Regions from separate parts of the Homo sapiens genome. Here region 1 is linked to region 2. Evidence: chromatin loops called from intact Hi-C (ENCODE). Cell type or tissue: PC-3. All regions are shown on one strand. Links, peaks and the distances in the headings refer to the core of each region. The heading gives the core; the rest is flanking DNA.

The links. Hi-C counts contacts between places; a loop is a spot of excess contacts. Peaks named below come from ENCODE experiments on the same cell type or tissue, not always from the same donor. Only the 100,000 strongest peaks of a DNase experiment are listed, where the experiment ranks them.
Region 1: a loop joins it to region 2, with 2.5 times the contacts of the local background. A loop is called at or near these places in 8 of 110 quality-filtered maps.

Annotation. Positions count from the first base shown.
Region 1 is chr12:120,846,831-120,852,213 of GRCh38, reverse strand. The region is part of intron 1 of SPPL3 (signal peptide peptidase like 3); the gene reads left to right. Among named protein-coding and RNA genes, the nearest start is that of SPPL3, 55 kb to the left of the region's middle. In PC-3, for the core only: no CTCF peak of the experiment used is centred there; a DNase peak (open chromatin) is centred at 2,223; H3K4me3 peaks cover 292 bases; H3K27ac peaks cover 1,898 bases.
Region 2 is chr12:120,785,228-120,790,610 of GRCh38, reverse strand. The region is part of intron 3 of SPPL3 (signal peptide peptidase like 3); the gene reads left to right. Among named protein-coding and RNA genes, the nearest start is that of ACADS, 62 kb to the right of the region's middle. In PC-3, for the core only: no CTCF peak of the experiment used is centred there; no DNase peak of the experiment used is centred there.

The DNA.
Region 1 (5,383 bases), core at 99-5,098, 62 kb before region 2:
TTATATGGAGCTTCAGCTATGCACTTTGCATAACAGAGAGCACACTTTCGTCAGAGCAGGAGTGTACAAGCAGTAATGTGAGGAGCGCAGGCCTGCAGGTTCAAACTCGTGGGTATCACAGAGTATTTTTAACCTTCAGTGAAACACAATGACATCTGTTAGATATCATACAAACTAATAGCTTAAGGTAGTTCACAATTCAGCATTAAATCACTAAATTCCTTTTGATGATGCCATATCTTTGCAAAGCTGGGATTTTGGCCATTGCTGTGAAATAAAAGCAGTACTGTTTGAAAATCAGTGTGAAACGGGCCAGGTACGGTGGCTCACGCCTGTAATCCCAGCACTTTGGGAGGCTGAGGCGGGCAGATCGCTTGAGCCCAGGAGTTCAAGTCCAGCCTAGGCAATGTGGTGAAACCCTGTCTCTACAAAAAATGCAAAAATTAGCCAGGTGTGGTAGCGCTCACCTGTAGTCCCAGCTACTCAGGAGGATGAGCTGGGAGTATCACCTGACCCGGGGAGGTCAAGGCTCCAGTCAGTCGTGTTTGCGCCACTGCACTCCTGCCTGGGTGACAGAGTGAAACCCTGTCTCAAAAAAACAAAAAAGAATGTGAAACAGGAAACGAGAGTGGCAGTGTCCCATCTGATTCTAAGATTTGAGAAGTGGTGGAGTGCCCAGAAGCTCCTGAGCTATTAGGACACAAATACTGCTTCGACTGAACAGAGCTATTAGGCATTTCTTTTGGCCTCAGGTATGCCACAAAAAAAAAAATGACTGAGATTTTAAGGGAGCCATGACCTGAGAACATTTGAGGAATCTCTGATGTGGGCTACTTTTTTTGGTAGATTGCAGTTTGGACTATGAGTATGATTTTAAAAAAAAACTGTATGAGAAAATGAGAGGCCAAAGGCCAGTGATTTACAGGCAGCCTGGTGGAGGAGAAGTGGTATGTGCTGCTGCTACATGGTCTCTAGGGCCATATGCTCTAGTTTGAGTTCTAGTTTTTTGACTATATCACTGTGGCTAAGCAATGAAGTTTCTAGACTCGCGTTCTCATTCATTAGGAATGATAACACCTGGTAAGTATCTAAACGAGATACTGTAGGTAAGTATACTTCATAGAATTTTAAATCTGGTAATTGTGTGGTAGGCTGAATAATGACCCCTAAAACATGTCCATGTCCTAATCTCTAGAACCTATGAATATAGGAAAGGAGACTTTGCAGATGGCATCAAATTAATATTTTTGAGATGAGATTATCCTGGATTATCTGTGTTGGCCCAATATAATCACACAGGTCCTTGGAAGAGGTGGGCACACCAGAGTGAGTGGTAGCAGATTTGACGATGGAAACAAGAGGTTGTAGTGATCGATGAAGGGAATGTGAGCCAAGGAATGCAGGTGGTCCTCTAGAAGATGAAAAAGGCAAGGACACATTCTTCCCTCAGAGCCCTCACAGGGAACCAGCCCTATAAAACCGATGTCAGATTCATGACCTCCGCAACTATGAGAATAAGCTTGTGTAAAGTCAGTATTTGTGGTAATTTCTACAGCAGCAGTAGGAAACTAATATAGGATGTTACTCACATTTAAAAAGGGAAAGTGTTTGAAAAACCCTAACGTCCACTGTCAAAAAACCTAACATTCTTTCATTCTTTTTCACAGTATGAAATCCAGAATAGCAGCATTTGGCTTTTGTTTTTTTTTTTTTTTTTTTTTAAAGGCTGGTCTCACTATGTTGTCCAGGCTGGTCTTGAACTCTTGGGCTCAAGCAGTCCTCCCACCTCAGCCTCCCAAGTAGCTGTGCATTCATTTGGCCTTTTAGACTTCCTTACAATGCGGCATAAACTTCTGTGGTGTAGACATGTTGAGATTTACTTTGGCCTTAACAGATGGCTCTAGAGACTTTGAGGAAGTATTTAGATTTGAAAGGGGCAACAGAGAGGACTCATAAACCTCTGGAACATCTAAGATGTGTGTCTCTGGAAAGCCTAATTTTATGGGAAGGGTTTTTGGAACTGAGTTCCCTTGGCAGCCCCTAGAGTTACCTTTTACCAACCATCCATTATATTTCTAAATCTAGCTGGTCCAACAAGTTGCTTTAGAACAGTTTCTCCAAGCCTAATGTGTTTTATATTTGCACTCCAGAGGGTAGTATTTCAGAGCCTCTCAGGTGCAAACTTGGGGTTTTCCATGGCCGGGTGACTCAGCTGAGGAAAACTTCTGACCAGTGACTGCCTGTTTGTATCTACACACTCTGTTAGGAATGGTTATTTTTACTGAGTCCTTGTCAACATCCTGTCAATCCCAGATTTTCCAGTAGAAATACTTCACGCTAGAATTATGTCTTTATAAAGCAGCAGCTGTCACAAAGAAGTGGTAAGGCCTGAGGACATGAGAATTGTAGGGGGAGGGTATGTGTGAGAAGATCCAGAACCTGTAACCCAGAGTGGTTTTTAGGAGTCTCGGATAAATAGGATTTTCCTGGTCCCAAAAGGTAAAGACTACATGTATTGTGCACTAGTCAAGCTTCCTCATAGCTAACTAGCATGCCTGATAGAAGCTAGAAATTTTCTTGGACATATTTTCAGATGCCACGTGCAAAAATCACTTCGTACAGAGTATATATTGATCTGTTTTTTAGAGCTGTTTGGATTTTCTAAGTAAAATTCAAAGGAAATCTTCTCAACATGTCTACATTTTACCTGTATTTGCTATATCTTGGTAACCTTAGGCCATTGCTAGTATAGATAGATCATCCTGTTTCACTTGCCTCTGTGGTGGCTCATTAATCTATTCGTATCTACTTAAACAATAGAATGTCTTCAGAAATTGTGTTGCCAGTTGGCTACAACTTTGTAGAAGTTGGTATTGATTACCTGAAATTATTTTTTACCTTTAGAGTACTGATTTAGATGCTTGTTAGAGTTGAGCCCATCTCTAATAACTTTGTTAGAGGGAAAGAGAGTATCAGGTAAAGTTTAGGTTTAGTTTTACTTTTTATTATTATTGTTTTCTTTTGTTTTTTGTTTTCTTCCTCTGGTTTTAGAGGGAGGATCTCTGTTGCTCAGGCTGGAATGCAGGGGCGTTGATTATAGCTCACTGCAGCCTTAAATTCCTGGGCTCACGCAATCCTCCCATCTCAGCCTCCATGAGCATGTCTAAGAATATAGACATGTGCCACCATGCCCAGCTAATTTTTAAATTTTTTGTAGAGATGGATATTTACATAGTAATCAAGTTTGTATTACATCCTGGGCCTTGAAAGATGGCCAAAAAAAAAACCAAAATTGAGTGTTACACAAATCACCTGTAGCTTGCTCATTGATCATTAGTGTTATTACACTAAAGTGATAAAAAGTAATTTATGCACAAATTTTTAAGGCATTTTTGTCCTTACTATTTTCTTACACATTAGGTATAATGAGCTATGGTAAAAGAGCAGTAATTTAAAGCATCTGTGAGAAATCTAACCTTTCCTTTTGTAACCTTTTGGATTTAATTGTGATTTTTGAGAAATGGAACAATCAGTAGTAGTTATGAAAATTGTCAATTTGGCTTATGTTAAATATATAGATTAATTTATAAGTCCATCGAAAATATGCAGATGACTAAAATAATACAGCAATTCTAAAATAATACTTGTTAGATAGACTAGCACTTTCTGGGGTGTGGCGGGGGCAAGTAAGTTAAAGTAAATCCTTGCCATTCTGTTAATGATACCACTATTCTCAGTCATTAGATTGGACAAGAAATAGCAGTTTTGGTATTCCACCCTTCTTGGGCTCCCTGCCATGTTCAAGCACTTTAACTTGAGGTCTTAATTCTGTGATTGTGAGAATAACTCTAGACCCATGGTGTCCCTGTAGTCCTCAGTGCGATCTTATGGCTGTGGTTTGGCCTTTCTTCTGACTCCTTGAGATATATCCTGATCCTGTACATTAGAAAGTGGCTGTTGGAGAACAACACTGCAAATACAACTTTGCTTATAGTTGTATTTAGTTGCTTATAGAGCAACCTTGAGATTCTGTCAGGGCAGTGCTAGTGAATTTCCTCTCCCTTTAATAGATTCGGCTGCTGAGTTCATCAGAAGCTGGTAAGTAGTGCAGGTCAGAATCTGCTCTTACTTGTGCACATGCACCACCACCACCTTATCTCACACCAGTGTGATGAACAAGACTAGATTTTGTTTTAAGTTTTACATAATGCCTTACTTCCCTTTTTCTGTCACCAGACATTCAGCCACTTATAAAAATCACTCTCTCCCCAAACTTGTGATTATCTCCTTTCTCTCGGTAGTTAAAATGAGCACGGTTCAGATTCAATGTGGCATTTTGAAAGCCAGGGGACACACCCAGGGTGATTATGGTACTCAGGTACAGGAGAACAGAAAGACAGTTCTCTGCTATGGAATATTAATTATAAATATTAGCTCCCTTTTTACTAGATTCAAAGGCAGTTCAGTGGTTACTTTAAACCAAGGCCAGGTGTGGTGGCTCACACCTGTAATCCTAGCACTTTCGGAAGCCAAGGTGGGAGGGTCACTTGAGCTCAGGAGTTTCAAACCGTCCTGGGCAAGAGAGTGAGACCTGCCTCTACTTAAAAAAATAAAAAATAAGGCCAGACTTGGTGACTCACGCCTGTAATCCCAGCACCTCGGGAGGCCAAGGCAGGCAGATTGCTTTGAGCTCAGGAGTTCTAGACCAGCCTGGGCAACATGTTGAAACCTTGTCTCTACAAAGGATACAAAAATTAGCCAGGTGTGGTGGCACACACCTGTGGTCCCAGCTACTTGGGAGGCTGAGGCTGGAGAATTGCTTGAACCCAGGAGGCAGAGGTTGCAGTAAGCCAAGATCACACCACTGCACTCCAGCCTGGGTGACAGAGTGAGACCCTGTCTTAAAAAATAAATAAATAAATAAATAAAAATAAACTGAATTCATGTTTCCACCTTCCCCAAAGAGACGCTAAATTCTTCTTTTTCCCTCTCTAATTAGTGTTGAAATTGATGTTACATCTCCCTTTCTTCTGGTTTATTTTGTTTGAATTTATTTTTTCTCTTTTCCTTACGTTTGGTTTTATGCATAATGAAGTTTGAGGCTATTGGTGCAGGTATTCAGTAACATAAAACTTCATTTATCTGGGTTTATAAGTCAGAATCCTATTTCACTTCTCCCTGAGCCTGAGGGGAAATCTTAGAAAAGTCTATTGAGATTTAGTTATAATAAACATACTACTTAATTACTGCACAAGCTTAACCACAGAGTTTGCTGTCACAATATAAACACCCAGATGAGGGCCTGAAAGAAACCTCCACACTCCCACCCACATGAACTCTGTTGGGTGTTTTCTTCCTGCCCTCTATCTGGCAAACAAAAATA
Region 2 (5,383 bases), core at 100-5,099:
CAAGAGAAGGTGGGTTTGACTTAGTGAATGTGGATTGGTGGAGAAGTCGTCATTTCAGGTTAGGGGAACATATAATAACAGGCACAGAGATCACGACCTATAGAACAGGGTAAGGTCGCCACCTAAGAGAGAGGAAATGCTAGAGATCTAATTAAAAGGTAGATCAAATATTGATTGGAGGACCATGGATGTTAAATTGAAAAGAGATCACTTATTGTGTATCTTAGTTTCTCCAGTTATTATAGCACGCTGTCAACCTAGTTGTATTTGCCCAGTTTTCACCGGGCACAGACCCAGTCACATGGGTTTCATTGTCCCTGGCAGTGCCAAAGTGGGCATGATAAAGACGGTAAGTCGACTCATTTAAATATAATGAGTCTTTTCTTAAATTTATGACATGGATCCTTGTATGATATAAAATTCCATACCAGTAGTTATTACTAGTGCAAGGAACCACATAAAACCTGGTGCAAAATCTGATTTTTAGATTAAATTATTACATAGCAGCTTATCTTCTGTCAACATTTTAAGCCAAATCAGTTTATACTCCTGAAACTCTTTTTAAAAGTCCTGTATTATGTAGCACATATGCAAGTGATGTTCTTAAACCAAATTATAAATCTGCTGTACATTGCATCACAGAAACCTAAAGAAATCTACCTATATTATTATGTCTAAGTTTACCTCAAAAACAAACAAAAACAAGAAATGGTTGTGCCAGTCCGTACAGTGGAAAGAAGTTACCTGGTAATACAGCTCTTTTTTTTTTTTTTTTTTTTTTTTTTTGAGACGGAGTCTTGCTCTGTCATTCAGGCTGGAGTGCAATGACGTGATCTCAGCTCACTGCAACCTCTGTCACCTGGGTTCAGGCAATTCTCCAGCCTCAGCCCCTGGGGTAGCTGGGATTACAGGCGCTCGCCACCATGCCTGGCTAATTTTTGTATTTTTAGTAGAGATGGGGTTTCACAGTGTTGGCCAGGCTGGTCTCAAACTCCTGATCTCAAGTGATCCATCCACTTCGGCCTTCCAAAGTGCTGGGATTATAGGCATGAGCCACTGCACCCAGCCAACATAAGCTTTTTTATTTTTTGTTCATGAAGCACAGTCTAAAGAGTGGTAGAATACTTCTTTTTTAAATGCTTTTTTTCTTTTTTTTTTTGAGACAGAGTCTCACTGTCACCCAGGCTGGAGTGCAGAGGTGCAGTCTCTGCTGACTGCATCCTCCGCCTCCCGGGTTCAAGTGATTCTCCTGCCTCTGCCTCCCGAGTAGCTGGGATTACAGGCACCCACCACCACACCTGGCTAATTTTTGTATTTTTAGTAGAGATGGGGTTTCACCATGTTGCCCTGGCTGGTCTTGAACTCCTGACCTCAAGTGATCCTCCAGTGTTGGCCTCCCAAAGTGCTGGGATTATAGGCATGAGCCACTGCACCCAACCTAAATGGTCTTTCTTAACTCTGCCAGCTATGTTGTACTAAATTATCCTTGACAACATTTCTTCAGTGCCTGCTCTGAGCAGTGGATGCCAATAGGATAAGGACAGATTAGCATAGACTGCAAAATTCACTTCCTCAAAGAAGAACATAATGAAGAAGCCATTACAAAGACGGCCGACCAGTACTTGATTATGGAATATAAAATTATTACAGATTGAAAGGATGACATGGAAAACAGGATGAATTTATCAAGAATCAAAGAAATAATAGCCAGAAAGATGAACAGAGAAACAGAGAGGTGTAGGTGCTAAGGAGATGGAAGTCCTGGATGATTAACAATGTGGAACAACTGGGGAGAAGGTTTTGAGAAAAAGAAAGTATAAATTTAGTGTTAAGATTTTGTCAGGAGTGTTTCAGACTGATTGAAGGAGACAGTAATCAGAAGTTTTTAAAAGATTGTAGCTGCCCACTCCCAAAATAATAAGAAACAAGGAATTTGTAAAGAGATAGGAGAGCAGGAGAAGTTGTAGGTGTAGCCAGCATCATTGGTGGGGTACGTGGGTGAAGGGTTACTCTTACGATTACATGCTTTGAATATGTCAGAAATGATTTGACTGTCCTTGATTATAATAGGAGCTAGGAGAAGGAGAAGCATTAAGTGAGACTCAACAGAGGGTTAGATGGGCCATGTGACTCATGCCCCAAAAAATCAGAACTTAAAAATGGAGAAATCAGTTTGTAATTGAAAGTTTCTCGCTGCAGGGTGCCCTAGGGTATTTGACCAAAAGACTGGGTAATTATTACTTCAGATTATAATAATGTTCCACCTATCTGGGCAACTCGAAACACATGGAAGTAAGAGGAAGAGTTGATCAGGCCTGCCAGGAACTATGGCACTCAACTCATTAGAAAGCAGAAAAGTAAAAGTGAAGACAGTAATGAAAAAGCACTACATGCCCACCACCAGAATAGCTAAAATTAAAAACCTTGACCATTCCCAGTGCTGATGAGGATGCACAGCAACAGCAAAGAGCCCTCTTGCGTTACTGGAGAGCATGCGTTAGCACAGTCACTTTGGAAGGCAGTTTGACATTTTACCTACTAAAGGTGACAGTATAAATACCCTTGGACCCAGCAGTGTCACTCCTAGTTATATATCCAGCAAATACAGTCACATGTGCATCAAGTCATGTGCAAGAGTGCCTAGAGCAGCAGCATTTGTAATAACCAAAAAATTGGAAACAACCCAAATGTCAACCGTAGAATGGATAAATTTTACTGTATTCATACAGTGAAAACAAGTGAACTGCTGTAGCTACATAAAACAGCATGGATAATTCTCACAAATCATATTGAGTCAAAGAAGCCAGACACAAAAAAATAACTACATAACTCAATGCATATAAAATTTAGGAAACAGGCAAACTAGTATTTAAGGATGCGTGCTTGGGTGGAAAACGTGTCATAAAAGTCAGGATAGCGGTTCCCTTCAGGAGAATGAGAGAGAGAGAGAAAGTAGTGATTGAGAGGGACACAAAGGAAGATTTCTGGGGTTGGTTTGTTTCTTGACTTGAGTGGTATTAAATATGTAATAATTCATTTTTGTGCTTTTCTGGGTGTGATGCTTCACCATAAAAAAGGTTAGAAAGTGACAGGAGTGAGGGTGGAGGGCAAGAGTTCCCTCCAGGTCCTCTGATTTCCCCTGACCTTGTTCTAACTTCTCTGCCTGCCCCCAAGAAGCCAATATAGAAATTTATTTTCCCATGGCACATCAGTCCTTCATTTAAGTAGTATTAAGTGGAATTTTAAAAAGCCATGTACACCCCTGCCCAATTATCTGACATCTTAAAGACTTTTACTAAACTTCAGTTATAATTTATTTGAGTTATAAAGATTGATGGAGATGTATAGTTGGGATCCTCATCTTTAGTAGAGGTATACATCTTAATCTTCTTGCTTAGATTGTAAACTTCATGAGATCTGGAAATGACTTTCTTTTAATCCCTCCTGTTGCTTACTATATAATAAGTGTTCAGCAAATAGTCAAAAGCATCGTTCTTACAGGGAGGTGTAAAATCAGTAATTTTCTTAATAGTTATTGGTTTTATTGCTCAGTGTCTATTCCATACCAGACGTACATTTAGCCTGTAGCCATGTTCATTGAATGTTAAAAATGATGTTGCTGTACAAAATTTTTAATTCCATTACCAAGCCTATTTCCTATGTTGATTTTTGCCTTAAAGATAATGCAACTGCACTTGCATATGTCCTCCTAATTATGGCTAGTCTGTTTTGCTTTGCTCAGTTTTGCTTTGTTTTTAAGTTACTGGAGTTTGGCTAAAATTTCTAATTAATTACCTCTTTCTTTCCCATTCAAGACCTTTATCTCCAGAACTTTAGGAAATGGAGTACTGAAGTCATGGACATTGTTTTAGGTAGCATATTGTCAGGAACTAAAGGCGCTTTACTTGCCCTGTGACATCGCCTCCTGGTTCAAAAATCTGTGGTTTAAAAAAAAAAAAATCTGTGCATTCTATCTAATACGCCAGAAAGGTCCTTTGTATTCAGTTTCGCATGTAATTGCAGACTGAACTTTTAAAATTTAGCTTTATTATAAACAAATGCATCTCTTATATACCTCACCACTACAGTCTTTATTCTAGCTAGCCATTTAATTTTCTCTTCATACTTTGAATCAGTATAATCTGTCTATAGACTCCCTGATGCTTTGTTCCTATGATAAAGTTATTTATCTGAGAAACATTATTTTCTGTAGTGAAAGGCACTGAAAATCTGTAGCTTCCTCTAGCTGTTCTTTGAACTACTGTAGAGCACTTACATTTAAAAACTATTTAGGTAAAATTTAGTTAGAGATTTCATAGAGTTTTGTCTAATGGATACACTTCCCGAAGTGATCCTTGGGCCAAGCTGAATGGATTTGACTAGGGTCAGGACAGACTGCTTCCAAGATAATTTCTGTTTGTCATGACACATAGTTCACTTTTCCTAAATTGAATTGTCCTATTCCTAAGTGAATTACTTCACTCATCTGCCTAGTCCCTGAGAAGCATTTTGTTTTATAGATTTAGTCAATCAAAAACCCTAAATAACTCTTTTGGGGACAGGCAAATTTAAATACCTAAGAGAAATTTTGTTGATCATTGTAACCCTTTGTGTCTTGCTATGTTTATCCTGGTTACATATTTTATTTGTAGCCTTAATATAATGAAGAGACCTTTCCTTTTTTTTTTTTTTTTTTGCCTTGGACTCCTGGGCTCAAGTGATCCTCCCACTTCAGCCTCCCAAGTAGCTGGAACTACAGGCTCAAGATAACATGCCTAATTTTTTTTTTTTTTTTAATTTTCTGTAGAGATAGGGTCTCCTTAGTTTGCCCAGGCTGGTCTTGAACTCCTGGCCTCAAGTGATCCTCCTGCCTCAGCCTTTCAAAGTGCTGGGATTACAGGCATGAGCCACCACACCCAGCCTTTTTCTTCTATTATTTCATTATTATAGATCATATGAAGATTTCTTTGATTCCTTTTGTGCGCTTTTATGACATCTCAATAGAGTTAATTTGGAAGTGAGACAAGATAAAACTGGTAATTTTTTTTTTCATTCAGTGGTTATTAGAGTTTGCCATGTTTTCCTTCTCTACCAAAAATACTCTATTAATGGTTCTCAACCCTAGATGCAAAATACAGTTTTGTGAGGAGCTTTTAGCTGGGCCTAACTCCTGTGATTTCATTTAATTTGTCTGGGATTGGACCTGGGCTTTGTAATTTTTTTAAAGCTCTAATGGGAAGCCAAGAATTGAGAACCCTTGCGCTAAATCCTACTCTAGCCCAAGAGATTATTTTCCCGTATTCATCTCCTATTCTGGTACCTTAAAATGTTCCCATAAAATAAATTTTTTTTTTTGTAAATATTAATAGATAGAAACGGGGGT